Regions from separate parts of the Mus musculus genome. Here all the other regions are linked to region 5. Evidence: chromatin loops called from intact Hi-C (ENCODE). Cell type or tissue: left cerebral cortex. All regions are shown on one strand. Each heading gives the region's core, and the rest is flanking DNA. Links, peaks and the distances in the headings are about the cores only.

Region 1 (4,939 bases), core at 401-4,400, 200 kb after region 5:
TCAGGTGACTGACTTCACTAGTGCTGTAGCGCACTGGCGTCTCCTCGTGGTCCACCGACTTGGCAGGGAGAAGCTGCTTCATTCCTTTCCACCAACCTTCATTGCGAAGGGAAGCCAGGGAGCACGCGTTACTTACGGACAGGGACCCACGCTACAGAAACCAGACCCGTGTGACTTTGCTCTGATAGAATGTTCAGGGCAAAGCAGCACACGGACACATCTCTACCTAATATGCACGCAGGAACAAGTCACTACGAATACATGCCGGTGTCACCAGAGAATTTTTAAAAAGGTTTTCTCAAAACTGCCAACATTTTTTCAGCCCCCCTGAAGCTGTACCCAACTATACTCTGGTCATGGCACCATCCTCTCCTCTAGTCGGGAGACTAGGGAGGGGACTTTCAGCAATTCAAATGACCAAGGACCTCCTAGGTTCTCAAAGTGCTAGACTTCCAACTGCTGCTCACAATGGCAGTCACACACAGACACACACAGACACACACACACACAGACACACACACACACAGACACACACACACACAGACACACACACACACAGACACACACACACACAGACACACACACAGACACACACACACACACACACACACACACAGACACACACACACACACACCCCAGCGAGAGAGAGAGAGAGAGAGAGAGAAAGAGAGAGAGAGAGAGTCCCTGAGACCCTAGTCCTTGTTATGCAGTGCTTTCACAGGTCACACGGGAGGCTGGTCTCCTCAAGAAGAATAGTTACAAGAAAAGACCAACTTTCCAGAGGAAGAGATACCAATGTGTGTTTACATTTCTCCTTTAATTACTTATGAACCACATGGTGGAGCATATTGATTTCTTTTTTTTAACATGATTTATTCATTTGTATTTTATGTGCAATGGTGTTTTGTACGTGCGACTGTGTGAGGATGTCAGATACCCTGGAACTGGAGTTACAGAGAGTTGTGAGCTGCCATGTGGGTGCTGGGAACTGAACCTGGCCAGGACCTCTGGAAGAGCAACTAGTGCTCTTAACTGCTGAGCCATCTCTCCAGCCCAGGACGGCATGTGAAGTTCTACCTGAGGAGTCCCTAAGGACCCGAGGACTTATTTCATCCACCATTATACCCAGGAGAGGGGAGATTTCTGCCTGAAAACAGAAGGAAATCCACAAGTTACCTGCCCGATCCCAGTGGGGTAAATCATAGGCGCCTTCAGTTTTCTTCTTCCTGAAAATCAAAGTGAGGAAACAGTGACTCCTCTCCCAACCAAAGGGCAGCAAACCAGCAGTGACCACACAGTCAGGGGCATGAGGTGAATGGAACAGAAAAGCCTTTAGCTTCTCATACACACTATATTCATGTCCTCACCCCACCACACCAACAAATAACAATGTCACAACTAGCAGTGGCAAGTGCTGGGGGAGGAGGATGCTCCTCCAGGCCTGGAAGGACCTACAGACATCTGTGAGGAAGAGGAGGCACAAGGGCAATGAACAAGAATCACACTGCCTACTCCATCTAACTCAGAGCTCTGACTTGTCCTCCCTCCCAGGAGAAACTGCTCTGGGTGAAGAATTATTATCTACCCAGATCCTTTTACTAAAGGAGTCCAGGGGTGAAAGGACACTTCCTGATACACTTGGGCTGGTGAGATGGATCTGTAGGAAAAGGGGCTTGCAGTCAAACCTGAGGACCTGAGCTTGATTCCTTAGAACTCACAATGTGGAAGGAGAAACAGACTCTTGCAAGCCGTCCTCTAAACAAACGGAACATGGTATGTGTGGACCTATATACATAGCATATAGAGATCAAGATGTAAATCCCAGTATCCAGTGGGGAGGTGTTCATGAAATTCCACCCCTATCTGAGGAGCTGCTGATAATTAATAGCTACCTAAAGAGGGAGAATAATTACTTTTCTTCAAGGGTGTGGCTCCCAGTAGGTAGACCAGACTCCACTGGATGGCCACACACCACACACCCAAGCATATAAACAATAGGTTGAACAAGTAAAGACAACGTTGGATGGGTATGAAATTGGGGGGGGGGGTGGATCCTAGAGGAGTTTGGGTCAAGTTTGATCAAGATATAATTATGCAATCCTCAATTAATAAAAAAATATATTATAGGGCTAAAGAGATGGCTCAGCAGTTAAGAGTGCTAGTTGCTCTTCCAGATGTTCTGAGTTCAATTCCTAGTACCCACATAGTGGTTCACCACCATCTATAAAGGAATCTGATGCCCTCTTCTGGCCTGCAGGTGTACATGCAGCAGAGCACTCATAAAATCAATAAACAAATAAAAAGAAAAAAATGCTATTAAAAACAACAAACAAGAATTACTATTCACTCACTTACCAAACTAAAGGCCACCACTGATAGAATCATGAAAATCTATCCTAACTAAAGGTAGCGTTTACAGGCTACCAAGAAAGATTCTGCTTTATAAATAAGGATATACATAGCTTATGATCTGCTTATACTATCACAAGTGTATCTTTTACAACGTGCTCAATCTTGCCTGCTAGGATGGACAGATTTCCAGCTGCTAGAGTCTAGCACATGGGCCAACAGTTGGCATAAAGGAGCAGCCACATATTTAGATATACTATTTATTGAACAGTGAACAAATACGTCATCTTCTTTCTCCATCAAACCCATCCCTTCTGATGTTCTTTCAACCCACAGCATCGCTACTAGTCAGAAACCTCACATCACTCCAGGCTGCTGCTGCTTCCGTCACAGTCGTGCGTCCTGCTGACATTGCTGTCAAGCACATCCCTCTTGTAGAATCATGCTGTGGTACTTCTGTTTGACTAGACTGTTTCCAAGTTTATCCCGATGCCTCTTTCCTCCTCTTTTAGGCACCAGGACCATACTTTGTAAATCCTGTCACTTTCCAGTCATCGGATAATATAATCAGTCTGCTTAGCACTCAAGAATTTTCTAATCTATAAAATAAACCCTACATTTCTCTTTCTGACCCAAGCTCAGACAGCACCTCAGTAGTTATGTTGGTGGCTAGAGATCTGCCCATCCTAGCAGGCAAACAGCTTGAGCCCTTTGTGAAAGACACACTTGTGATAGTATGAGCAGATCATAAGCTATGTATCCTCTAGTTAGGATAGATTTGTATGATTCTATCAGTGGCCTTTAGTTTGGTAACTCTCCAGGTGAAATTTGCTTCCTATCCCCGCACCCCTCCCCCAGTCAATCATGTAAGCAAGCTGGGTACTGACCTGTTTCTCCAGTGCCAAGCACACACTAGAATGAGGATGAGTGTGGTGAGGGCCATGACCAGCACAGGGACCAGAACGGCAGCCAGTGCGACATCTGAAGCCATGAAACAGAACGACCACATTAAGAGCGAAGCAGACATCATGACAGAGAAGTCGAAAGCTCAACACTTTGTATCTCCAAGAATATCTTACACATCATTTATGAAACAAAGCTGGCCACAACTGGGAGACACAAGTGTTTACAGACTAGTGGACAGGTCACTCGGCATGCTGCTGGCTCATTCCACCTCCACCTCTGCACACGTTTAACTGCAGGGCTGTGGGTATAGGGGAAGACGGATGAGGGAGAAGGCCCACCAGAGCTCCTGTGCTCTGGGCGTGGAGGACGCAGGAGGACTGCCAGATGCTTTCCACTCGTCCCCGAGTGGGCATCTGGCTGTGTGAAGCCACTGACCCCATCCGGTGGGGGCTGGACAAGGGGCAGCCCCGTACCAGGTTCTCAGTCTCTGGCATCCCACGCTGGATATGGCAGAGGAGCTGAGAACAAAATAGGAGCACCAGGGCAGCACCAGGCCCCAGAGATATGGGAAGAGGGCAGAGGGAGAGAGGTTCCCATGCAGGAGAGAGTCCTTAGTCCAGGCCTTGATGAACAGACACAGTCTATGATTTTAGAGCTTTCTTGTAGAAAGGCAGGGGGAAAGAGAGAAGGTAGAAAGAGAGAGAGAGAGAGAGACTGGCCATGGACAAGAGGAGAGAAAGGGAAAAAGGAGAGAGAGAAAAGAAAGGCTAGAGTAAGAGGGAGAGAATGAGGTGGGGCCAAGCAGCTCCTCTTATAGTGGATTTGTTATCTTGCTGTTGCTAGGTAACTGAGAGGAGTCTAGCCTGAAGGTCAGAAGCTTGGGACATTGTGTATGTGACTACTAACCACACGCTTCTCTTGGCTGTGGGGGCAGTAACTTCGACAGGAGCCAGGGGTCCAGGAGACATGAGGGAAGGCCTTCTGTCCCATGTAGGTGAATTATCACCACTGGGTTTCACCAGAGTTCATGACCTCAGCTCGACTGGAAACCAGGCTGTTTGTGCATAGCCCATTGCCCCACATTTAACAGCAGTGTAGGGTTCTGTTTTGTTTTGTTCAGTTTTGGTTTTTTGAGACAGGGTGGTTTCTTTGTGCAGCTCAGGCTGTAGCCCAAGTTGGCCTCAAACTCACAGAGATCCACACACCTATCTCCTAGTGCTGGGATGAAAGGCATGTGCCACCACTGCCTGGCAAAAGCAGTATGCTTTAAATTACCAGAAGTCACCAAAATTTAAAAGACGAATGGTAAACTAGAAAGCATCTTATGTATATGTAGTAAAGTGTATATTGTAAGACATCACGGGCCAAAATGCATATTATAACAAGTCCACTGTCACCTAGAAACCCATCAAGACAATACAGGTCTACCTCAGCTGCAAAGAACTGTCAGGGAGAATGAAAACAAGATGCTACGCTTGCTAATCACACTGGCAGTCACTTGAAAGGAGAATTGAGAGTACAGCAAGAAACAGGTTTGCTGATGGACTATAAATAAATATAAATATATATTTCTGATGGGTATTTTGAGGCAGTATGTACAAGAATCTATTAAAGGCTACAAGTCTACACCAAGAATTTATTTGGGGAAAACATCAAGATATTGAAAGATACATCTTTAAAGAT
Region 2 (4,939 bases), core at 305-4,304, 360 kb after region 5:
GAAACGTGCGGCAGCCTGTGAAAGAAAATATGACCGGCTTCAATGACGTTTGCAAGAAGTGTGTGCAATTGTGTTATAAGTCAATCGATGACCAAAACAGAAGAGCATCTTATTGTGACTGAGACTACACCAAGACACTTTCAGCTGAACCACTGGATCATTACAATGAGTGGAAATAGTCGGAGATAAGTATGTTTGCTGTAAGATGTCTAAACTGTAGATGCAAAGTCATTTATTTAATAAGCAGACATGAATATAAACAATATGATCACTGAGCCTGAAAAATAATGGTGGACTTGCTTGATAGGAACAGCCAAGGGTATCTTTCCTGTTTAAGAAAGACAATTATGTAAATTGCAAATTCTAAACCAATAAGATTTTCCAAGTAAGTCTTACATAATGATATCACTGATAGAAACAACAAGTAGTCTTTATGAAACAACACCACTATATAGAAAAGGGTCATGGTTCAGGACCACAGGACCTCTGCCTTTGGTAGGACCCCATTAACTTCACACTTCATTCCTTGTACTAAGAGGTGGGGGTTCGTACCCTCCTGTGACTACTCTCTCGGGGATTCGGTGTACACCTGTTCATGGGAGGGGGCAGGGGGAGGGGGCGAGATTTGCTATGCTGTGCCTAGATCATAGCCAATTAAAAGGAACAGAATAGGGGTGAGGGAGTGAGATGAGGGAGGAGAGAGCATAGGGCATGGTATGGATGGACTTTGGTATCTGAGAGAGTTTCTAGAACCAGTCTCTCCTGGGTACCAAAGAGCAAACGTACAGTGGGTTCTTAGTAAGTGGGTCAAAGCACTTGCTAAGAGTTTCCAACTCAACAGCCTGACCTGCCTTCCATTTATTTCTGCTTTTATACCTCATTAAAAAAAATCAATGTCGAGCAGGGCAGTGGTGGCACATGCCTTTAATCCCAGCACTTGGGAGGCAGAGGCAGGCGTATTTCTGAGTTCAAGGCCAGCCTGGTCTACAGAGTGAGTTATAGGACAGCCAGGACTACACAGAGAAATCCTGTTCTCAGAAACAAACAAACAAACAAAAAAAAAAACCAGAAAAAAATAATGCCAAGTTTGTTTATACACTCATTGAAAGATGTCAAGGAAGATGAGTTTTAGAATTACCCAGTAAGATGATTTTCTTTTAAGGGTTCACAGACTTTATTGGTTCAACAATGAACAGCAAAGGAAATGTTAACTATTTCTCCAGGGGCACCATGTAGACACGAAAGCCACCCTTGGACAGCTAAGATGATTTCTTAACCTCTGAGCCACCTCTCCAGCCCCTGAGCATGCCTAGTATCTTAAGAACTTGCCCAAGTGGCTGTATGGAATCGCTCTCTCACTCTCTCTCTCTCCACTCTGCTTTTCCTCCATCTCTGTCTCCTGAAGATGCCCGTATAAGGTACCATTTCACCGTCTCTGTCACGTGAGTGCGCCATCTCATCATTCTGCTGAAGAGGCTTCTCTCTTGTGACAACTGACCTCTCCTTGCTGTGACAGCAAGACAGTTTACATGGCAAGGCTTTTCCTTAGGCCCAGGGTTTCTTAAGAAAATGGGTCCTCTCATCTAGTCACTTGCTCTACTGCAAGATTCAGTTTCCCTTGGTAAAGCCAGGGCCTTAACCTTCGGCAGTGTTGAGAACACTGGGGAAAGAGCTATACGTCTATTGTAAAACAGCCAGCCACTTTACAAGTCACAGCACCCCAAGGACAAATTAGTTGAGGTTCTATGGGTTAAGAGTGGCTAACGGTGACCACAGGGAGAGCCAATTAGCAACCACGGATTCCAGAATAAGCTTTGGGTTTGCGATTTGAGACACAAATGGAGGCTGTAAGGAAAGTCCTTTCCTCTGTGCATGGATGGACCTGTTCTACCATTCAGCCCCAACTGCTCTCTCTCACTCCTTCTCGGTGACACTCCCTCACCCCTATTCTGTTCCTTCTAATTGGCTATGATCTAGGCACAGCATAGCAAACTCCCACTACAAATGAAGAAAAGCAAGAAGCCTTCTCCTCTTACACTGCTCAGGAGGAAGAACTGGGCACGATTTCATTTTTTTCCCCAGGACACTACTTCCCTCTGCTGGTGGAAGCCTGTAACTTCTCCCATTGATTTGACGGCTGAGTTAGGATGTAGAGCAATAGGTGCACAAAAATCCGTACAGCTTTCCTAATGTTATGCCCCTTTAATACAACTCCTTGTATTGTGGTGAGCCCCAACCATGAATGTATTTTTGTTGCTGCTTTATAACTGTAATTGAGTGGTAATGTAAATGTCTAATATGTGAGCCTGTGAGGCTTTCGACCCACACAGGTTGAGAAACTCTATGGAAATCAAGTGTCACCTTCTTTTAATATTTTCTTAGATGCCTAAAAGGATGTATTTGTGTCTGTGGAGAGTCCGCAGCCACTTCACTACACAAAGCATAGTCTCCAAGCTTGACTGTGTCTGTGTGTGTGTCCCAAAAGCCAAACCACCAAAATTAAAATTTACAAGCAAGTTTAAAAGTATTTGTCTTTACAGATGTCCTTTCTGCCCCCCGAGAATTGAAAGTACAGTTGTGTTCCACCGAGGCTGGAATGAGTAAATGGATAAAATTTATCCATTAAATTTATTTGCATTCATCCCAGCACTTGAGAGGCAGAGGCAGGTGGATTTCTGAGTTCGAAGCCAGCCTGGTCTACAAAGTGAGTTCCAGGACAGCCAGGGCTATACAGAGAAACCCTGTCTCGAAAAAACAAAACAAAACAAAAAAATTATTTGCATTCAATTTAGTCAGCATTATAAGAGCCTTGTGATGTAAATCTCTGAGTTCTGTCCTCCAAGAAAGACTGCCTCAGTTCTAGAGAAACTGGGCCCCTTTCCCTGCCCTACCTGTCCAGAGATGACATTATTAGGCTCACAGTGGATATAGTCGGTCCTGTCACATGTATGGATCTCAGCGATAGTGTGGTTTTTGCATCTATAGTCAATAAATAGAGAAAAGACAAGAAAGGTAAACAGAAGCGAAAAGAGCAAATTAAATCCTGGATTAGACTCTTTCCTACTGTCAGACAGGGGTGACAGAGTTGAGATAATTCCACCATCGCTACTTCAGAGCAAATATGCTAAGCATTCATATCATATATGCAAATATTTAAATTTGTTCTTTGGACATTAATACTCCCCCCCTCCCCCCACCAAACTTAGCTCCCAAATTATTTTTGAAAGCCTGAGTGGTTTCTTCATTTTCTGCTTTTGATGTACATGTGTACTGAGTTAAATATTTGCCTTCTCCTAAAGAGTACTTTGGAAAGTGTTAAGGAAGAATGACTTGTGAGGGATACAGCTGAGCACTTTGATTATCACTGAGTGGACATAGACATATGTAACCAGTTTCGAAGAGAATTTGAAGAACAGACATGTTAAGGTTAGGAATCCTGAAATAAGTATGCAGATACAGGCAAAACTGACTTCCACTAGAGGAGGGAAACACATTGTCTCTCTACTGAACAGGCCAGGATTTATGCGTCAGGAGACTATAGTTGGTTTTTTTGACAGTTACACTTATATATTTAATGTACAGAATTGTAAAATAGCTACAGGTCAGCCACCGAATAGACTCAAACCACCCTTAGCATGTCATATAAGGTACAGGTTTCCAGGGAAAGCACAAATATTTTTCTTTAAGGGAATACTTTTCTGCTCGAGGTTCATTCTTCTATCCCTTTTCTTAAAAACTGGCCATGTTCCACAATGGAACACTCGTGATTTCTCTCTCACACGATCCAGTGAGTTTAGGTAGAATTTGCATGAGAGTCATCATATCTCTCAAATGAAGTGCTTATCCAGATGAAGCAAATATTCTTTGCTTATACATATCCTTCGGATGGATACGTAGTCTATTCATTTAGGAAATACTTCCCATTTGCTGACTTCTCTGTCAGGCTGAAGAAAATGGGAATAGACAGTCTGCCGACGAAGCACTCAAATATAGCAGATGCTGATTTAACCCCATAAACTCAGGAGAACAAGAAATACAGACGACCTGAATCTGAGGCTCAGATCCCTGCTTTGCAGACTAGATAGTCTCCGTCCTTGACTGGTTTCTGTGGTCCCACGGAAATGATTCGTGAAACCGATTTGTTGTCTTTGGTCCTGAAAGAAGAAGCTGTGTGAGATTTTAAATGTACTGCCTTCCATCTTCATCCATAAACGTCATCTCTGCTTTTGGTTGTCATTGACTAGGCTACTTTGCAATGCTGTAGTTCACGGAACCCTGACTGACATGCACACAGCCCCTGCAAACAACTAAACCAAGATTCCTCTTCAGGGCTGAGCAGTAAATTCCATTAGACCACAAAGACTTTCTCCTTGACCACACTGCAGCTCAAAATGCTTAATACTTCTACACCCTTAGACCGCCAGACTCACTCTTGACTAGGATAGGTTGCTTAGCAGCAGTGAGAACCTTGCTTTGTCACTTCAGCGAGAACTCTCATTCTTGGTGTCTTATCCTGGGTAGCCAATCAAATGTCCTGTCTCTTACTGTCTCTCGCTGTGTCTCAGATCTCTCATATCCTGCCTTGCCTTCATTGTGAATTTTGCTGAGTCTGTTTAGCCAGAATCTTCTTTGACCATAAAATCTTATGCAGTAAAGTGTGTAAACCTTTCCACATCTTTGGACAACTTTCATAAATTTTTCTTCCACTATGCAAATCCTATATGAGTTAAATTATCAAACTAATTCTAATTAATTTTTTTTTGAGAATTTCACATGTGAGTACTGTATCTATATCATTTTTTATCATTTCTCTCCCCAATCCATTTATTCTTATGTTCCTCTCAAATCCATGTCCTCTTTTCTTAAAACCAAAAACAAAAATAAAAAAAAAAAACCCTCTAATTCTCAGAGTGTCAAGTTTCATAGGACTTGACATGAT
Region 3 (4,939 bases), core at 491-4,490, 1.0 Mb after region 5:
GTTTGTTCACAGCATCTAAAATAATATGTGTCATGTTAGTCTGGTGTGTATATCATACATGGAGGAAACGAGATCTCCTTCCAACCTTGTCCAACTACAGGAAACATTCAGGAAGCTTTTCAAAGAGATGGGGATTGGCAATTCTGACAAGATAAAGGGCAGCATTCGTTCAACAGGTCTTTTGTTGTTGTTTGTTGTTGTTGGTTTGCTTTATTCGGTTTACATTTATCACTATTGCAGTTAATCTCACTCTTGCTTTGTCTTCTTTTGAAAGTCTCAGTTGGTTTTGATTTGCCTTTTTGGCTGTGCTCCATACCTTACATCTAAACGGTACTTTTCAGCTAACACAGAATTCATATTATTGTCTGTCACAGCTCTGAGGAGTGGGCAGAGATTGTCATTTCTGTGTCATGGGTGAGAGAACTGAGACCCAGCGGAGATGAGGGACCTAGGTATGGAGAAGTGCAGAGCTTACTTAAAAGTAAGTTTTTTGAGTTCTAGAGCGTATGGCATATGGCATGAGAGCGGTAACTAGTCTACCCAGCTGGCGGAGATGCCTTGTCTACATCTCTACACCCATTAAATATTCTTATCGTCATGTAACACACACACATACACACACACACACCAATCATAAAACAACTACAAAGCAAGGAAAATAGCAGAGAAAAAGCACAGCATATTGTGCTCTTCAGAAAAGGAAGAGTGGCGCGGGCACCCACTACCATGGCGTCTTTCTAAGACTGCTTCTTCCCCGTAGGTGTTTCCCTTCTGTAGCGCTTCTGATATTCTTTGAATGATGTGAAAGAACCACGATACCACGTTGACCACCAAACCTCTCCTCAGGGACCAGAAGGAAATTAATAGGGATAAGTCAAGCGGTAAATTCCTCCATAAATTTTCAAGTTAAAACTGAGCAAAGTTTACTTAAACAAAGAGCCAAAGAAATGGTAGAAGGCCGACTGGATGAGGTGGTTTGAGAGAGAGGAAGGCCAAGCCAGTGAAAGGAAGTAGTGTGAGGGAAGCTGGGTCCTGCTGAGCCCTTGGGATTCACCTGGGCTTTTAGGCATCTTGTTCCCTCTCCGGTTTTTTAGCATTTCACAAGTGTGTCCTGGCTTAAAGACTATTTAAGTGTAAACAGCACATCAAGTGTGTTGCTGGAAAGGCAAAAGCCAAGCATCTAAGTCTATTCCTAAAGACAGTACCACATGTTTAAGGTTCGATAATGGAATCCGTTCACCTCAAAAGGCAGAATTACATCCGAATGAAGTGCCTAGCTAGCTACTATGTCAGTAGGTATTACCGCATTTCTGGTATGAATTAACACTTTCAGATCACTGGTGAATACCTTAAAGGTATCGAATACTAAAATCAGAAGGGATGTAAAAAACTAAGACCTACTGGTAACAGAGGAAGAGCTGAATGGGACTTGTTTAACTATTCATATCTGGAAAAAAAATAAAGACAAACAACCAGTCTTGGTGGGGGGCTGGGGGACCAAGAGTGTGTCTAGTATGTTACATTTATGTTTTAAAGAAGTTTGTCTTGCGCTATATGTTTGTAAACTGTTTCTGGGCAGAAAAACAAAAACAAACAAAAAAACATGATGAAGCAATGAGCAAAGTTGCTGCTTCAAAAATAAGGGATTTTAAAGAACAGGAGTTGATGAGGAAACATGTTTTTTTTTCCTCTGTCTTTTGCTACTCCTTAAAGGTGCACACATGTATCATTTCCAGTACAACCGTGTAGCTCCCTGAGACCCGAACTCACTGACCACGCTATATTCAACCTTGCATTCTCGGGTGGGCCTAGCATGACTTCTGATAGGGATTTAATAAAGAAAGGCCAGTTGAACTTTTACCATAGATGTTCATGTACACCAGAAATAAGTTAATATTCATAAAAATAAATCAGTATTCATTTTCTGGCTCTTTCCCAATGGTTTCTAGTAAGCACTTAATCATTTAGAGGGACAGAAACGAGCAACGTTCTGACTGCTCCCTCTTACCAACACATTTATTATTCGTTTGCTTAAAATAAACAGCTCTTCCTTGTAACCATGATGATTGCATCACAGAGAATGCTTTATAAATCATTTTCATGACTAATGTTACGTCACTAATTCCCTAAAGGAAAAAAACCATTCATTTGTATATTTGGAAAAACGGGAAAGCAATGAATTTTCTGGTAAGGATTCACTTTAATTTTTTTTCCTTTTTCTATTTAATTAACCAATCCTTTTGTATTCTGTTCAGACTTTTGGAGTTACCCTTCAATAGGATGTCACAAATTCAACACAGATTTTCTAAAAAAAAAAAAAAAAAAAAATCAGGATGCTATGATCCACAATTAAGTTAGGCAGGATTATAAAGAAAAGCTCTCCTGGGGAGGGAACTTAAATGCTTGTACACACGTCTTTTTGAGGCATTCCAGGAAATAGTTGCATTAAAGATTGTGAGGCTCTTGCTACGTCTCATTCTCCAGCATTGTGACACTCTCTAATTTTTAATGAGTCCTTTAATAAGGTGTGAGTTTACAGCAGCTACTCAGAAGTAGTTCGAGTTCAACCGGTGGACGGTGGAGGCGGGGAGCACCAGACTTCCAAGTGTGTCATGCCTGCCCTCTGGTGTCCATTTTCCCACATTGCATTTTTCTGAACTGGTCTCCAGCCTAGAGTATTACCAAGCAGAGGTCTCCTCAGGCTGATTTTTATAAACAGATAAAACCCATTTATATTTATTCAGTTAACTGTTGACTTGCAAAGAGAACCATTAAATAGCTTAGAAACAGATTGTTCTTGTGACTAGTCAGAAGAACTATACAGTCATCTCCCTGTATCTTATTTATGCAATTAATTTACTTTGTAAACTCCCTTCGCTTCATAAAACTGCAAAGATAAACTTTAATGGACTCTCAGTGCAGTTAGCCAAATTCTGAACCAGTTACTTCATAGTATTCTAATAGTAGGAAAAAGTGCACAATTATGATAGTAGTTTTTACTATGACTTTCTGGCATTATCAAATGAAATGCTCTTTGTAGTTTTTGGTATTGCTGTTACACTTATTGTACATTCATATTTATATGTATTTATGACAAATGTAAGCATCCAGAAAAGCATTTAGTAGGTGGGCAATCTCATCTCCTGTCATAACCTATACATTTTAACTGTTTCCATTTTAAAGTGCTACCCAGTTGGAAGACTGCCCCCATTGAACAATGAGTTAAAGAAATAAAACTCAAATTCTCTCTTCCAAATTTTGACGTAGCTCCTACATGATCAACCAGGGCTTTACAGTCCTCAATGCATAGCTTTTATAAAATGGCCCCAGGGTCCTGGTCCATTTCCAGGCAATATATCAGCATTCCAGCCAGCAAGGATGCAGAAAGGAAAAAGCTTGCTCACTGCCTCCAGGGGACCTTACAGGAAGGAGCATCTAGTACAATGATATTCAGTTGACAAAACTCGTTCATATCACCACACCTACCTGAGTGTCTTCATTGTTTTATCCCAAGCTACAAATCAGGTTTTCTGACATTATGGGAAATTTGAAGAATTGGTATTTGGAGAAACTATCAATCTCTAGATTATATTCCAATAATTAATAATTGCTTTCATTTGACAGATTCCACTCTTCTGGCATTTGTTATAATTCTTTTTTTTTTGTCTTTTATGTATTCATTTATTTATTTTACACTCTGGATTTTATTTCCCCTCCCAGTCCACCCTCCGACTGTCCCACATCCCATACCTCCTTCCTACTCACCCCCGTGTCTCCACATGGATGTCCCCACCCCCACCCCCACCCCACCTGACCTCTAAACTCCCTGGGGCCTCCAGTCTCTTGAGGGTTAGGTGCATCAACTCTGATTGAACATAGACCTGGCAGTCCTCTACTATATGTGTGTTGGGGGCCTCATATCAGCTGGTGTATGCTGTCTGTTTGGTGGTCCAGTGTTTGAGAGATCTCCAGGGTACAGATTAATTGAGACTGCTGGTCCTCCTACAAGGTGGTCCTCCTCCTCAGCTTCTTCCAGCCTTTCCCTAATTCAACAACAGGGGTCAGCTGCTTCTGTCCATTGTGTGCAAATCTGACTCTTTCAGCTGCTTGTGGGGTCGTCCAGAGTGCAGTCATGATAGGTCCCTTTTTGTGAGTGCTCCATAACCTCAGTAACAGTGTCAGGCAGGTAGCATCTTCACTTTAAGGTCTTTTCTCTTGTGACTTTCTGACAGTGGAGACTGTGGGTTTCTCCACGTCCCCTAACTCTTCTGTCTCTAAACAGAGAGCGGCCCCTTGGCCTGGAGGTGCTCACTGTGTTGGTGTGTTCCTTCTCCACAGGTGATGGCTGTGCCACCCAGGCCTCTACAGCTGCTGGGAATACTGTTCATCATTTCCCTGAACTCTGTCAGACTCATTCAGGCCGGTGCCTACTATGGAATCAAGCCTCTGCCACCTCAAATCCCTCCTCAGATACCACCACAAATTCCACAGTACCAGCCCTTGGGCCAGCAAGTCCCTCACATGCCTTTGGGCAAAGATGGCCTTTCCATGGGCAAGGAGATGCCTCACATGCAGTATGGCAAAGAGTACCCACACCTACCCCAATATATGAAGGAAATCCCACCTGTGCCAAGAATGGGCAAGGAAGTGGTGCCCAAAAAAGGCAAAGGTAACATCATATTGAACAGTTTCAAAATAGCTGCTCTCCAGACTTCTAAACTGTAGAAGTTGAGGAGAAAACTATGTAGACACTTTTTTTTTCTTTTTTCTTTTAAAAAATTGTTATTGCTGTGAATCAAATGCCATTTTTTTTTCAAGGTTCAAACTTAAAGATACGAGGAAAAGACTTTCAGGCCAGGTTATCCAATTTCAAGTGTTCAGCCCTGAAATTAATACATGCAAGCAACAGTAAATTGACTCAACAGGTTTTACTTATAGG
Region 4 (4,939 bases), core at 332-4,331, 1.1 Mb after region 5:
CAGCTACAGTGTACTCGTATAAATAAAAATAAATTATATATATATAAATTAAAGGAAATCAGGGCTTTATTGTGGCTCTGGCTCTGTTTGCTAAAAGTATATCCAGCCCTGGGTCATAGTTCCATGCCTAGTCTGTTTCTCTCCAGCTTACAGTTCTTATAGGGTTCAAACCACCACAAGGATGAACCACTTCCTCATGATCAGCTTGGAACCCCATCTCCCATTTATAACAAATACTGAAGGTATCAGGACTCCGTTGAGGCCCATTGAGGGAAAGCTACCTTTTCCTAGTTAAAAGAATGAAATCTGAGCCCTATTTTATTTCTTGTCCTTGGTGTAGATATAATATCCAGATCTGTCCCTCAGATTTGATCTTTATGGCTCTTGTCACTCCCTTAAAAATTTAATCCAACTGATCCTGTCAATCAATTGGCAAGAACATCCTTCCTCAAGAAAGTTGATCCATCTGAAGACATAGTAAGCATATGGATGAAGGCATACATTTTTTTGCAACCTACTTTTAATAAGAGTTCAACCTGTCCTTTAGCACACCATCCAGCAGAGGTAGTGGAAGAGAAAAGTTATTAGGATACGGGGGAAGTGGACCTGTTCAGCAATAGTTGTTTGGGGGTGATCTTTGATAGCAGTTCAGTGTCATAGCAAACACCAAGTATGACTTAGCAGCTGTAAACCAGTCCTCTAGGCAGGCAGAAACCAGGCAAGAACCAGAAGCTATAGTCTAGACCTTTCAGCAAGCAGACCCCAGACAGCTGTAGTTCAGTCTTGAAGAGACCGTCAGGCTTGCCAACCAGCCTGAGGCCAGGCTGCAGAAGTAGCAAGCTGCTGCAGGAACCTTGAGAGCAGTTCATGGTGAGTTTCTCTCAATGGCAGTGTTGTCACGAGTTGATCTCAACAACACTGCTATGTAAGGCAGTCCATTACATGTGTGTCATTCGTGAAGAGCAGGGAAGCAGAGCAAACCAAACCAAGGCTCAGTGCTCATCTCCCACTGTCTGTGGAGTCATATTTAAACTTCTTCATCAAGTGTCCTTTCGTGTGTTTGCTATATCCAAACATCCTTTCACCTATGTCTGCTTCAGGAACACAGTCTTTCACGTGCTTGCTTTAGCAAGATATCCTTTCACCTGTGTGCCCCAGTAAAACATCGTTTGATATAACTAACTTTCCAAAGAACTAGAAGTTTCCACTTCATATGGAAGGAACAGTTTTTCTCCTAATTGGACAATGTGCTTAACATCTCCCTTGGGGCAGCTGCTTCTGGGCTTCAGTCATAATCCTCACTTTTCTGAGTCTTAACTCAAAAAACATAACTTCTTCTTTTCTCCCTTTCTGTATCATTTTTGGGCACAATCCAAAAATCCTAAGCATGCTTGCTTTGGCACGCTGAGCTTTCTGTTTGGTCTGAAGGCCATTCCTCTTTTCTAGGGCTGCTTGACCAATTCAGAAGTTGGTACCTTTCCCCTTCCAAGATTTACAGATTGCATGCTCTGTTGGGTTTTTCTCAAACTCTAATGAAACAGTCCTTGAGATTCCATCTCTCTCTCTCTCTCTCTCTCTCTCTCTCTCTCTCTCTCTCTGTATGTATGTATGTGTAGCTAACCAAACTAAGAAATCACAAAATGCAACTTACACTCCCCCAGTTACATGGCCACTCTTCTCTATGTGCTTCTGGCATTCTTAAGGTCTTTCTGTCATAAAAATTAGAATATATCCCATTTTTTTCTCATTCTTCTTCTTCTTCACTAAGTTACACAGAAGAAGCTTCTAATTTGCCTGAAGTCTTCAAGCATTTGTATGTGAACAGAGATTCTATTCACCAATGATGTTCACAGCAGAGAGAAAGAGAGCAAGATTTTAATGTAAAGCCCTGCTTACAACTCCTGTGTTGCTGCTTGGCCAAACAGCTCCCCCTGGAGGCCAGAAAAATAATAGCTGTTCAGTAAAGAGGCTTTAGGCAAAGTTGGTTTGTTTTTATTTTGATTTGGTTAGTTGGTTTTTGCTCCTATGCTCCATCTCTTAAATTTTATGGTTTTTGGAGTTATCTTTATTTTATAGGTTTTGTGAATGCTGACTGCCAACGAAGACCTAAGACAAATAGTGGGACAAAATACCTCCATGTTCTTTACATGGGGTTTGCTCTGCAGGCTTCTGTGGCTTTGCAGCAGCATAACACCTTGGATCCAAGTGAACATCCCAGGGAAACAAGATTAAAATGCTTAGAATTTCAGAGCTCTAAGCCTCAGAACTCACACACCAGCTCCATTGTGTTCTATTGGTTGAGTGATAATGCTCTATCCTAGTGCAAGGAAGAGGACATTGACATCACTAGTTGATAGGAAGCATTTCAAGTAAGTCCTGCCACATGGTAAAGAGAGGACATGGGTGGGTGCCTCTGCTTCAATTAGAGACTCTGTTCTGACCATTTGTGTGGAAAGTGAGGAGAAAGATGACAGATGTTCTCCTTTGACCTCCACATGTCCAAATATGGGTGCACATCTGCACATTCGTGTGCATGCACCACAGACTCATATACTGCCTACAACACACACACACACACACACACACACACACACACACACACACACACACACACACCCCACAGATTTATATCCTTTGTATTGAACATGAGATAAAGCTAGATCAAAGGTGATGGTACACAATCCCGGGGCTAGTATTGGGAGTGGGTCATCACTACTTCCAAGTGTGAAGGGCCTGAGGCTGTAAATATTCACCAGTGCTCAAAAAAGTAGATACTGAGCAGGGACCATGGCTTTCAGAAGTGGAAGAGGCCCAGCAATGGGGTGAAGCAAGCAGGCATATGGAGGCATCTCTTACTTTGGATTTAATTGCTTTGAAAAGATGCCATAACCATAGCAACTCTTATAAAGGAAGACATTTAATTGGGGCTGGCTTACAGGTTCAGAGGTTTAGTTTGTTATTGTCATGATGGGAAGCATGGTGGTATACAGGCAAACATGGTGCTGGAGCAGTAGCTGAGAGTTATATATCTGGATCGACAGGCAGCAGGAAGAGAGTGACACTGGGCCTGGCTTGAGCATTTGAAACCTCAAAGCCAATGCCCAGTGACATATTTCCTCCAAGGCCACACATACTCTGACATGAACACTCCTAATAGGACCATTCCCTATGTGTCTATTGGTGCTACTTCCATTAAAACCCTGTGACATAACACTTACGATGTTTCTCCCTGTTTCATGCCAGTGCTGAGCAGAGAGTGGCATGGTTTAGCTTCATTTTAGTCATACCATTGTATTAAACTGGTAAGAACAAATACAGCGCTTGATATTAGCCAAAAGGATGAGAAAAGACATGGGAATCATCTCTCTCTTGCCTCTCTTACCAGTGCATCCAATTCACTACCCCCAAAATTAAGGCTAGAACTTAGAGGATAGCTGTGTCTGTCTTTTAGGGCATTGTCTTAGTTAGGACTCTACTGCTGTGAACAGACACCATAACCAAGACAACTCTTATAAGGACAATATTTAGTTGAGGCTGCCTTACAAGTTCAGGGGTTCAGTCCATTACTATCAAGGCAGTAACATGGTAGCACCCAGGCAGTCCACATTAGATTCATCCTCACAGTCACATGCACCTTGTAAAGGAGTTCTAAGTAGCCACGCCTTAAGCTTTATTGTGCCCCTGGGATTGGAATGACTGCTGCCTGGAAACCTAGAATGAGAATTATTGTTGCCTGAGATCTTTTTCCCAAATTGTCCCATGTTTTAAATCTGCTGACAATGAACCACCATGCACTAGGCTCCCTGATTCAGGTTGGTGAAGTCCGTCTGAACCGAATTTTCAATCTCATCTCTTCATGGGTTTGCTTCTCTGCCTGGGCACCTACAGAGTCCCCCTCAATTAGTGTGATGAAATACTATGACAAGATCAACTTGAGGAAGATGGGCTTTGTCTTCTCCTTCCATAGGATTGTTCATCACTAAAGGAAGTCAGCACAGAACTCATACAGGGAGGAACCGGGAGGCAGGAGCTGATGCAGAAGCCATGGAGGGGTGCTGCTTACAGGCTTGCTTGTCATGGCATGCTCAGCTTCTTTTTTCTTTTCTTTTCTTTTCTTTCCTTTCCTTTTCTCTTCTTTTCTTTTCTTTTCTTTTCTTTTCTTTTCTTTTCTTTTCTCCTCTCCTCTCCTCTCCTCTCCTCTCTTCTTTCTTCCTTCCTTCCTTCCTTCCTTTCTTTCTTTCTTTCTTTCTTTCTTTCTTTCTTTCTTTTCTTTTCTTTTCTTTTTCTTTTTGGTTTTTCGAGACAGGATTTCTCTGTATAGCCCTGGTTGTCCTGGAACTCACTCTGTAGACCAAGCTGGCCTTGAACTCAGAAATCTACCTGCCTCTGCCTCCTGAATGCTGGGATTAAAGGCATGTGCCACCACACCCGGCTTCAGCTTGTTTTCTTATTGAACCCAGGACTACCAGCCCAGGGCTGGAACCACCCACAATGGGCTGAACCATCCCCCATCAATCACTAATTAAGAGGATGGTCTAAAGGCTTGTCTACAGTCGAATTTTATGGAGGAGGCATTTTCTCAATCAAGGTTTCCACCTATCAGAGGACTATAACTTGAGTCAAGTTTATAGTAAAACTAACCAGCACAGTATGCTAACCTCTATCACAACACTTTTATCTTCACAGCAGTAGGTACCAATCTTTTCACATCGTGGCATCCACAGGAATTCTTGGCATTTGTACAGAAGCAAGTACACAAGTAAGAGAAGGGTATTCCAACCTGAGGCAACAGGACAAGAGGCTCTGCTGGTTCCAAAGATGGAGAATCGCTATCTTACCCATGCTCAAATCGGTTCTGTTCTGAACAGTAACGTCAACACAACTTACCCTAAACAATCATACTATCATACCCTTCAACTATAATAGTACTGTTCAGACT
Region 5 (4,939 bases), core at 608-4,607:
GAATCAGTGCATTATTTACGTATCTCTGTCTGATCAACAGAGAATACAAGTGCCAAATCAAGGGAAGTATTGGATCTAGGAGGTCTCCAAGTATTGGATCTAGGAAGTCTCCAACTGCCTTTGAGACAAGAGCTTCAGAAACAGAGAAGCTTCTAACTTTCCCAGTACAGAATCAGAAGCTCAGGTCTTCAAATGAACTCTCCCTTCTGCAAACCTCACTTGGCGTGGTGCTGCTGAACTATACAAGTCACCCCTAAGCAGAAACCAGTGTGCTGTTCTTAATAATAAATGGAAAGTGTTATGTCCTTCTGGGGTCATTAATACTTTTGCCAACACATCACATGCAAGTGATAATAAATTACAAAGAGAGATGTGAGTTGTTAATTACTTATGTTGAAAAGTAGAATGTTTTAGTTCTTTGTACTTTCTGAGCATAACTTGAGCCAAGCTTGCCCTCTTCTTACTGTGTAAGATCCTAGAGCAGGAATCCTTCCTGAGCCTTCCTGAGTTGTCACACTAGTCTGGATCACTTCACTTTCTCTGGGCCATCTTTATTCAACACAACCAGGTTCTTAGTGTATGTTAAGTTTGACTTCTTTGACTGCTTCTTTAAACAAGTGTATCCAGGGCTGGAGAGATGGCTCAGTGGTTAAGAGCACTGACTGTTCTTCCAAAGGCACTGAGTTCAAATCCCAGCAACTACATGGTGGCTCACAATCATCTGTAATGAGATCTGACACCCTCTTCTGGTGTGTCTGAAGACAGCTACATTGTACTTAGATATAATAACAAACCTTTAAAAAAACAAAAACAAACCAAGTGTATCACATTTTAGTGTGGTTGTGTGTGTGTGTGTTTGTGTGTGTGTGTTTTTCATGTTTACCACAGCACCCTATGGAGGTCAGATGACAATTTGCTCCTCCTACCATGTGGTAACCAGGGACTGAAATCAGGTCATCAGGTTGGGGGCAAACACTTTTACCTGTCACAGGATTTCCCCTGTCCAATTACACTAGGGCAGCAGGAGGCCTGTGACTGGACAGGGAAAAGGGAGGCAGAGCTAAGAGTTGCAGAGACAGAGAGCATCTCAGGGGAAGAAGAAGGAAGGCCAGCATGGAGGTGGATGTGAACCAGCATGGCTTTAACCAGCCATAAGTAGTTATTTTATTATAAGGATAGAATAATTCAGATAAAGCTTTTATCATTATCAGCTGGTTCTGAAATTACTGTATTGGCATCTTGAAAAATTGGGAATCTGTTGATACATAAATCTGATTGGTTAATTATAAGCTTCAAGAGTCTTGTTTCTACTAGGTAGATCAGTGTTGTTGTGGCTGACCATGGGGTGAATGCAAGAGGAACTTGGAAGCTCCAGCCCTGCCAGAGAGTTGGTGGGTAGAGACAGAATTAGCAGGGGCCCAGAGTTGCCAGCACCTGTTCAGGAACATGCCGGTTCTTTTTTAATATTCCCCACAACATTTACCTGCTAAGGAATCTCACTGACCCTTTCTAGAAGTTCTTAGGGATGTTAATATGATGTATCAGATATACTGAGACACATTTCCTATATATTTTGTCAAATATTTTCTGTATGTTCATATAAGCGTAGTTGCACATGAAACAAATGTGTATTGGTGGGCATTCCACCTTCCCAGATGTGTATAAATCTAAGCCAATACTTGAAAACTCAAACAGAATAATGGATGAGCTCTCTAAACAATAAGAGTCTTTGCACCTTTACTCCCAGCACTCAGAGGCAGAGGCAGGAGGGTCTCTGCCGGTTCAAGGCCAGCCTAGTCTACAAAGCAAGTCCAGGATACCCAGGGCTACTTTGAACCTGTTCTACTTTCAAATGTGTAGTCTGAGAAAATTGATAGAGCAGCATTCTGCACCCCCAGATCACTGCCTGTTGACAGTTGCATCAGAGAGAACAAATAGCATTGCTGTTTGATCCTCTGTCCTTGGGGACTTTGGACTATGGGCACTTGGCTCCAGTCTGGCACATTTTACATGTCACCTCCTGTTTGGAAATAACGATCTAATATGGAAACAGGGAGATCTACACACATGTCACTGAACAGTTTAATAAATTCTCATCCTTCCACCTTCCATAGAAAAAGGACAAGAGGAGAAGATAAGAAGCACAGATCTGAAATTATTCCTGTTGTCAAATATACTGAGCAGATCCTACTTAAGATGACCGGTGGAGGAAACCCCTGTAGCTGTGGTCAGACTGCCTCTGCCCATAGTGTTTCCCTCATGCGAGTTGGGATATAGACTTCTAGTAATAAAATTAAATTTTGAGCTGAAGAGATGGTTCAGTGGGTAAAAGCGCTTGCCCCAAAACCTAATTTTGATTAGGGTCCCGGGGACCCACTAGGTAGAAGAAGAGAACTGACTGGCATAAGGTTGCTTCTGACCTCCACAAGTGCTCTGATGCATACAAGCACATGTGCATATATACATTAATTAATTAAATGCAATTTAATTTTTAAATGAAATTTAATTTCCAAGACTACATGAGGGTTGATGACAGTCATCTGGCACTATTCATAGACTATCGACAAATTTGAATTGAAGGTAATTTAAAGGGTCAGTCATTGTAATGAACATAATTTATCTTACGACAGCTGTAGAACACATGTATCGAAGTTTGGCTCATGCATGAGAGGATATGAAAGGAGGAAAGAGAAGAGGGAGGTTATGTAAATATTGTATTATGATCTCACATAGTGTAACAGTAGAGTATATCCACTAGATGGTGATCATGTACTAGCAATACTCAAATATTTATCGATATATGTAAATATTTCTTCTGGTTGCCAATGGGCCTGTGAATTTGCAATTTGGTGAAGGTTACATACTAGCATGGTTAAGAGGATGGCCTATGGAGTCTAAATGGCAGGCTTTGAAACTTAGGTTTTCCAATCGAGAACTAGGGCAGTATTTATTTGAATTTCCTGACCCTAGGCTTCCTGATCCATCAGGAAGGTTAGAAATAGAACCTATCTTTTAGAGCTGTTGTCACAAACTCCTTAAAATTCAGGTTAAGTTAAAACACAAACATGGGATAATTATAAATACATTATCACGAGTACTGTTGTAACAAAGGTGTTCACAGATTTTCTCTGTGAACTATAGAATACATGGTTATTTTAAAAAATAATGATGATGATGATTCTCCCTCTGGTAGTACAGCCTATCAAATCCTAAGTTCTGATCCTCAGCCTCAATGATTATGGAATGATGGCCACCAAAATTACAAGGTAATGAATGGGTGAGGTGAGGCTGGTTTTACACTTTGTTTCAGACTTTATACTTTACTGAGAAGTAGGTGGAATCTGTTACAAAGGGCACTAAGGCAGAGGTCAGATAGCAAAACCAGATTTGTACTTGACAGGATCACATCAATAAGAGGAGGAGGCTGTGGAAATGAAAGGTGGGTCTGGAGTCAAGTAAACAGGAATTCAGGTCAATAAAAGATTGCCTCATTTCTAATCTAAGGATGAATCTTTGGAAATGCTAGAATTATGCAGATCTATGACTCTAATGATAACTTGAACCTCACAAATGTTTTCTTCTTATGGGATAAAAAATCTTGGGAGTATAACAGGTTTAGTCTAAAACTTTGCACATAGCTTCCCTGACACAGTTCACATTGCAAAATAATCCTGCAGGCTCTTCCCTAAGTTTTGAGCATTCAGCCCCACAAAGAGGTGTCTGTGAACTTTGCAACCACAAGGAAAAGCTGGGCTGCTTTTCACAGAACACACCAAGAAGGACCAGCACTCCTCAGAGAGCCAGGCTGAGCTTACCTAATATGATGGATTTCCCAGAACTGTGGGCGCTTTGAAGTGTCTGACCCGAGAGATACTGAAATATATTTCGGTTTCCTTTTATCATCCTGAGCCAGAATGGGTGAGGCTGCCTGGGGTGGGGGTGGGGGTGTGGATCTAGCGAAGAAGAGAATAATCATTGTGGTTGGCTTTAACAGTGTCCTTTTCACACTTATGTCTTGAATGCTTCCTCCCAACTGATGAGGATACTCTCAGAGCCTGTGGAATCTTTGAGAGGTGGAGCCTAGCTGGAAGAAACGTATGGCCATCAATAGCCTTTGAAAGCAATAGTCAACCCTTGTTTCTCCCATGTTGTCTGTTTCCTGACCCATTGTGCTGTGAACAGCACTGCCTCATGTGCCCTGGCCTCCATGAACTGAGCTGCCCCAGACTTCCCTGCCATGATGAACTGAAACTCCGGAAAACAACAAACCCAACTAAATCTGCCCTCCTGGAAGCTGCCAGGTATTGTGGTCCCAATGCTGTGCAATTAACTATTACAGATGACTGGTACCATAGAAGTAGAGTCACTGTTATGACTAATCTTGATCATGTGGCTAAGTCTTTGAAACTGGTGTTTCGGATGAATTTGGGAAAACGTGGAGATGTGGGCTTGAGAAACCATAGAATGACTTAAGTGGAATTTGGTAGCCATTCCAGTTGGCATTCAGAAAACCAAAATGCTGAAAGAAAACAAAGATAGTCAAGGTTATGTTCATACATTTTCAGACCACATAAGATCTCTGTTGGGATGAATGGAGCTAGAAACTAGCAAGTTGTGTTACTGTCTGGCAATGAATGGGTCAGTGCTTTGCTGATGTCCTGGCAGTCTGAGTGAAGCTCAATTCAGAAGTAATGGACCCATTAACTTGGAAGAGGACATCTCGCTTAGGATGTGAACATAACATAACACTTAGGATGTGAAGTGATTATTGATAATTATACAAGTCTCAAATACAGCAAGTTCCAAAGAGTGGCCATGTGGGCTACAAGCAGGAAAGCCACAGAGATGGGTCTGCCAAACCCATCAGTGCTCATATCATGATACCATAGGCCCCAGCGCTGAACATGGAATTATAGAAAATAAAAGCTACTCTGATGGG
Region 6 (4,939 bases), core at 384-4,383, 210 kb after region 5:
TTTTTTGAGGCCCTTCTCTCCCACACAGCGCTCACCCTGTTTACCAACTTTTCTCCTTTCCTGTTCTCCACCCAACTCTGCAGCTCTGACCATTTCCAGCTTATCTGCCCTGTCGTCTCCTCCTCATCCTGCAACAAAACCGTCCTAGAGAACTTCTCTCTTTGACTGAGATGGGCACTGGGTTTTCCTGGTAACGCTTTCTTTCCCATACTTTGCTGAAAATGAGCATTTTTTTCCCATGTTAGCCCTGCTTGCTAATTCTCCTGTGACACTGACATTTTATTTTCTGAATTTAACTGAAAGTTTTCTTTTCAACAAGCAAAAAGGACAGTGATTTGTACAATGTAACACTGTATTTATCACTGTAATGCAATTTAGAAGTAACTCTAATGTCTGAATGAATAATCAGAAAATTACAAATGTATATGAAGCAGAGGGTATTTAAAAAAAACAAGAATGTTAATTGAAGTACATTTTAAAACTTTAAATGTTTTAAACAATTTAAAGATGTTTTTCGCTCTCCTCTATCAGCTCTCCCCATTAGTGAATTAATATATAATGTGGGTAAAAAAGCTTGTTTGCTGCTGTGGTTTAATCATTTCTAGAAGTGCTGAGTTTCTGAGCTCGGGACTCGTGCTTAGCTGCTGGGGATCATAAGAGGAGGCCGAGAGGACACAGACCACACAGCTAAGCACCAGGCTTTCCTGTATCAGAATAGACTGAGCTTCCCACAGGCTTTTCCATAAAAGACACAAGTTTATATATTTATTTATTTTGGATGAGCTGGAAAAATACAGATGAAGTAAGTGAGCTGGAAACTCGTAATTGAGAGCAAGAACCCCACCAGGGAAGAGTCCGTGCCTGATCTACCTACCTTTGGTTACACTGGGAGTTACAGTCGTGTTTTTTATATCAGGAGTGGTAGTTGTCTCCGCCGGCTGCACAGGAAGTTCATTCCTACTTCGAGGTTGGAGCACTTGAGTAAATTTAGGGGCACGACCTTGAAAAAAGTTTGAAGAAACCTTTTTTTATTTTTTAAACATTAATAACTTAAGGAAAGTTCAGTTTTATGTTTTAAATATAGTTACAGGACATGTCAAAGTCTCACATTAAAAGCAGGCATACCTTTACCTAGTTTGGGACGAGCTGTAGTATTTCTGAGGTTATTGCCGTTCCGAGGAGGTGGAGTAAGCTTTGGAAGGCGACCTTAAAAAGGGGGTTAGAAATGCTTATACATTTTGCTTTGAAAAAAAATTATAGTTTAAAAAGAGCAATGTTAAATGTTCAACATTTCCTAAATTGCTTAATTCTGCAGAACAATTTTAAATCTCAGAATCCAATGGATAATTATACTTTGCATTAAATGCAAGAAAACTAAGATTTTTCAGGCTTTATAAGATTTTCCAGATTTTCAATAATTAAATAATTAACTAATTCATAGGTAACCTTAGAAGATTATTGGCTATCCAATTCTATAGCTATAACCTAATATATGCTATATTCAGTTCATTTAACGAGTGTGTATGGAGAGCCAACTATGTCTGGCACAATGATAGCTTTGTGAAATATAAGGAAATAACATTAAAACATTATAAAATATTGGGTGAATTTATTCCAGTTTTTTGTTAATTCAAAATAAAAGTTACTCAAGCTTAGGTTGCTGCTCTAACCCTCAATGCATGGATCTTAATACACAGAACCTAATTTTAAAAGTCTCCAAGACCAGAACTGGAGAGTCTCATTTGCATTGTGAAACTATTCTGATGGCAACATTTTAACAGGGAAACAAATGAGCAGTTCCTACTAGAGAGAGGACTTTGAAAAGTGTCAAATACAAAGAAACTGTATCTACCTGACATGATCATTACCTGATCTGATCATTATATACGCATACACACACTGAAATGTCTCGGTATACCATAAGTGTGTGATGACTGTGTGTCAGTTAAGTGGGAAATTTAAAAGGGCAATGGTGGGGACCACTGTTGGCCACACTGGCTCTTTACCTTTGAGAGTAAACTGACATCCGAGCAGTTCCACTTTCATGGCAATTTTCTGTTGCCACTGGACAGGGTTCACTCTAATGAAACGTGCAATAATTGGTGGCAAAAAGTTATTACGAACATCCTTGTGATAATCTTTGTTTCCTTGAAATATCTTTAAAAAATAACAAAAATTGGTATTTTACATCAAAAAGAGACCAGAACTAGACTGCTCCAGCTAAGCATGTTCAACAACATCGATAAAGAATGATGACAGAACAGACTTCTCAGAAAACAACTCAATCAGCATTTGGAAAAGCAGTTATTAAAACACTGCACATTTTACCTGGAAGCTTATCTGAGGGAAACACTAACTACAAAAATGTTGTTAGGATGGCTTACGAACTGGACAGGAGTGATAGCTAACCTGGCAATACGGGAAACGTTTCAACTGCAGGGCCACAGCTCATCGCATCAATAAACTATCATCGTCAATCCCTGTGGAACTAACGATCATCTAAAGTTTATATTTAAAGTGAAAAAGAGCCATCACACAAAGGCCTCAGCTCATGGGCCAGGCCTCTACCTCCACCTGCTGGACCAACCGTGTTACGGCACTCCTCACACCACAATCCCAGTTGTCAGGACTTGCTGCTTACCCCAAGTAGCAACAACCCTGAAATGCTATTCTGTGTTTGATTTAACGACTGGAACTCAACAGCTACACATGCATTATAAAAACAATCTTTAAGTAGAAAACATGATTAAAAGTGATTATCTCATTACCTCAACCCTTTCAAGCAAATGTGTTTTCTCCTCAGTCAGCCCTATTTATACAGTACTTTCATGGATTTGCCATTAGTGGTCCTCAAGGCAGGGCACAGAAAGAGTGGCCACAGAGTGACAGTGTGAGGCCAGCAGCAGGAGCTGAGCTGACTGTGACTTCTGACTTAATCGCAGGGCTTCAATGAGTTAAGCAGGGCCTTGTTTTCCCCTTGTGCCAAATTAGCCACATCCATTCCACTAGCTAAAGCGAGAACATGTGCATACTGGACTTCCTAAGTCATGCCCAAGTAGGACAGCTATTTCTTCCTGGTCCATCTGCCTGTAACTAGATTACACATGCTGGAAGATACATTAAGATCTTTTAGTTTCTATAATGTTCTCTCTATACTTCCAACAGTCCCCCTTTCTGTAAGCTTCCATACTTTCCCTAGCTCCTGCTCTAACATAGATTAAAGGCCAATGCTGACAGTTTTGTTATCAGTGAACAGGAACTGACTGAAACAACATTTCAGGACATAACTGTTGGCAAAGGCTGGGGATGTAGGCCAGACTGCTTGCTTATGTGCACAAAGTCATAAGTTCTCTTCCCATCTCCTCATAGAACTGGGTGTGGTGCAGCACATCTGTAATGAAGTCAGTTTCAGAATCACAAGTTCAAGGTCTTCCTCAAGTACACAGTGCACACTGGGCTGGCTATACGTGACCCTAACGAAATGCTCTAGTCCATCTGCCAACATTCACTGAGAATCTGATGCACAGGGAAGGTTGTTAGACATCCTTAGGAAACATTTTTGAAAAAGTACACACATTCTCTCTCATTCTCCCCTGAATACAAACATGGTGTAGTATTAGAAAGCAATAAATTATGGAAGTTTAGGAGATTGGTTATACTTTCTGGCTCAGGCTCTGTAGGTATGCAGAGACCTAGAAGACATGTCAAAACAAATACAAGTTACCCGAGAAGCGAAGAGATGGACAGATTGAAGTGTGAAGATATGTGCTATTTCATTAAGTTCAGAGCCTTCCTCTTCTGTCAGTAACTGAGTGAGAGAAGCTGGACCTCAGCCATGAACAACAGAAGAACTGGGAAAGGGCACGGCAGGACGCAGTAGTTCTCAAGACACTGGGCAACGGGCAGCAAAGGGTCAGAACTACAGAGTAGGGGCCCAAACAAGACACACTCTGCTTATCAGTACTGACTGGTGAATTTCCAGGTCACAGGGCAAGGCTTTCCCACACTCTAGAGAACTTGCTAGCCATGAGGTCAGCAGAAACCTAGAATTTCTGGGGTAGAGCTTAGCAGAGTAAGGACAGGAAAGGGACAGAATGAGTGTCAGCAGGAATGGATGAACTACAGCAAGGCCACTGGGCTCTGTATGAAACTTCCCCTAAGTCCTCAGCCAGAAGCAACTTAGAGTCAGAAAAAGAACCCTGTGATAAGTAGAACAAGCTTATGACAACACAGGCTTCAAAACGCTCTCCATCATCAGCTCATGAGTAAATTTCATAATACTTGGGACACTGTCTCAATGGTGACTGTCAAGTTAGCAATACGTATAAAGAAATGTTTTCCTGGTAGCTTAACTGCATCCCAGAATAAAGCTTTACACACACACACACACACACACACACACAGAGGATTAATAATGCTAATAAAAACACCCAGAAGCAATCAATAGCATAATGGCTAGCACTGAGGTGTGTGTTTGGTAAAATTACCAGATGAACACACTCCGTGCTCATATGCCTATGAAAAAATATATGGAAGAAAATTTAAAACCCAAGGTAAATATGAAGGAGAGAAAAAAAAATACAGTATTGGAATTAAAAATCCATTAGATGAAATTAAAAGGTTGGACACTGCAGGAGAATAAAACAATGGAAAGACAAACTAAAACAAAACAAAGAACCCCACAAAAACTAAACCAAACCAAAACAACAAACTCCTCCAAGGATACTTCATGGGGAGAAGAAAAAAAATGTAATGAAAGAACAAGAAGGGGCAACAGGGTCACTGTGCGGTCGCCATGAGATAGATTATGAAATAAGAAGCGGGCTGGGAAAGTCTGGGAAGTACTGCGCTTCTCACTGAAAGAAGCCGTCAGTCCCCACTCCACACAGCACCACCCATCTTCCCTGGGGACAGAGGTGCCTTCATTTTGAGATTCTCT

The links. Hi-C counts contacts between places; a loop is a spot of excess contacts. Peaks named below come from ENCODE experiments on the same cell type or tissue, not always from the same donor. Only the 100,000 strongest peaks of a DNase experiment are listed, where the experiment ranks them.
Region 1: it touches region 5 in a loop (3-fold over the local background); 25 of 42 quality-filtered maps call a loop at or near these places.
Region 2: a loop joins it to region 5, with 9 times the contacts of the local background. A loop is called at or near these places in 18 of 42 quality-filtered maps.
Region 3: it touches region 5 in a loop (5-fold over the local background); 6 of 42 quality-filtered maps call a loop at or near these places.
Region 4: a loop joins it to region 5, with 6 times the contacts of the local background. A loop is called at or near these places in 3 of 42 quality-filtered maps.
Region 6: it touches region 5 in a loop (2.6-fold over the local background); 25 of 42 quality-filtered maps call a loop at or near these places.

Annotation. Positions count from the first base shown.
Region 1 is chr16:58,459,347-58,464,285 of GRCm38, reverse strand. It overlaps Dcbld2 (discoidin, CUB and LCCL domain containing 2), which reads right to left. Exons shown (of 16, transcript NM_028523.3): 13 at 3,238-3,331; 14 at 1,178-1,227; 15 at 1-96. Among named protein-coding and RNA genes, the nearest start is that of Gm33475, 14 kb to the left of the region's middle. In left cerebral cortex, for the core only: a CTCF peak has its summit at 2,258 (motif pointing left); a DNase peak (open chromatin) is centred at 2,228.
Region 2 is chr16:58,296,807-58,301,745 of GRCm38, reverse strand. No RefSeq gene overlaps it. Among named protein-coding and RNA genes, the nearest start is that of 4930461C15Rik, 110 kb to the left of the region's middle. In left cerebral cortex, for the core only: a CTCF peak has its summit at 2,106 (motif pointing left); a DNase peak (open chromatin) is centred at 2,086.
Region 3 is chr16:57,632,041-57,636,979 of GRCm38, reverse strand. Col8a1 (collagen, type VIII, alpha 1) reads left to right here. Exons shown (of 4, transcript NM_007739.2): 3 at 4,339-4,669. The coding sequence starts at 4,342. Among named protein-coding and RNA genes, the nearest start is that of Gm51269, 24 kb to the right of the region's middle. In left cerebral cortex, for the core only: a CTCF peak has its summit at 2,637 (motif pointing left); a DNase peak (open chromatin) is centred at 2,621.
Region 4 is chr16:57,608,959-57,613,897 of GRCm38, reverse strand. Gm51269 (predicted gene, 51269) reads right to left here and starts at 3,112; the gene lies at 3,053-3,112. In left cerebral cortex, for the core only: a CTCF peak has its summit at 1,930 (motif pointing left); a DNase peak (open chromatin) is centred at 1,926.
Region 5 is chr16:58,661,029-58,665,967 of GRCm38, reverse strand. Gm41464 (a long non-coding RNA gene) reads left to right here and starts at 2,516. Exons shown (of 3, transcript XR_876123.3): 1 at 2,516-4,301. In left cerebral cortex, for the core only: a CTCF peak has its summit at 2,758 (motif pointing right); no DNase peak of the experiment used is centred there.
Region 6 is chr16:58,452,344-58,457,282 of GRCm38, reverse strand. Dcbld2 (discoidin, CUB and LCCL domain containing 2) reads right to left here. Exons shown (of 16, transcript NM_028523.3): 10 at 2,007-2,157; 11 at 1,126-1,206; 12 at 875-1,000. Among named protein-coding and RNA genes, the nearest start is that of Gm33475, 21 kb to the left of the region's middle. In left cerebral cortex, for the core only: a CTCF peak has its summit at 2,575 (motif pointing left); DNase peaks (open chromatin) are centred at 2,586, 2,891 and 3,965.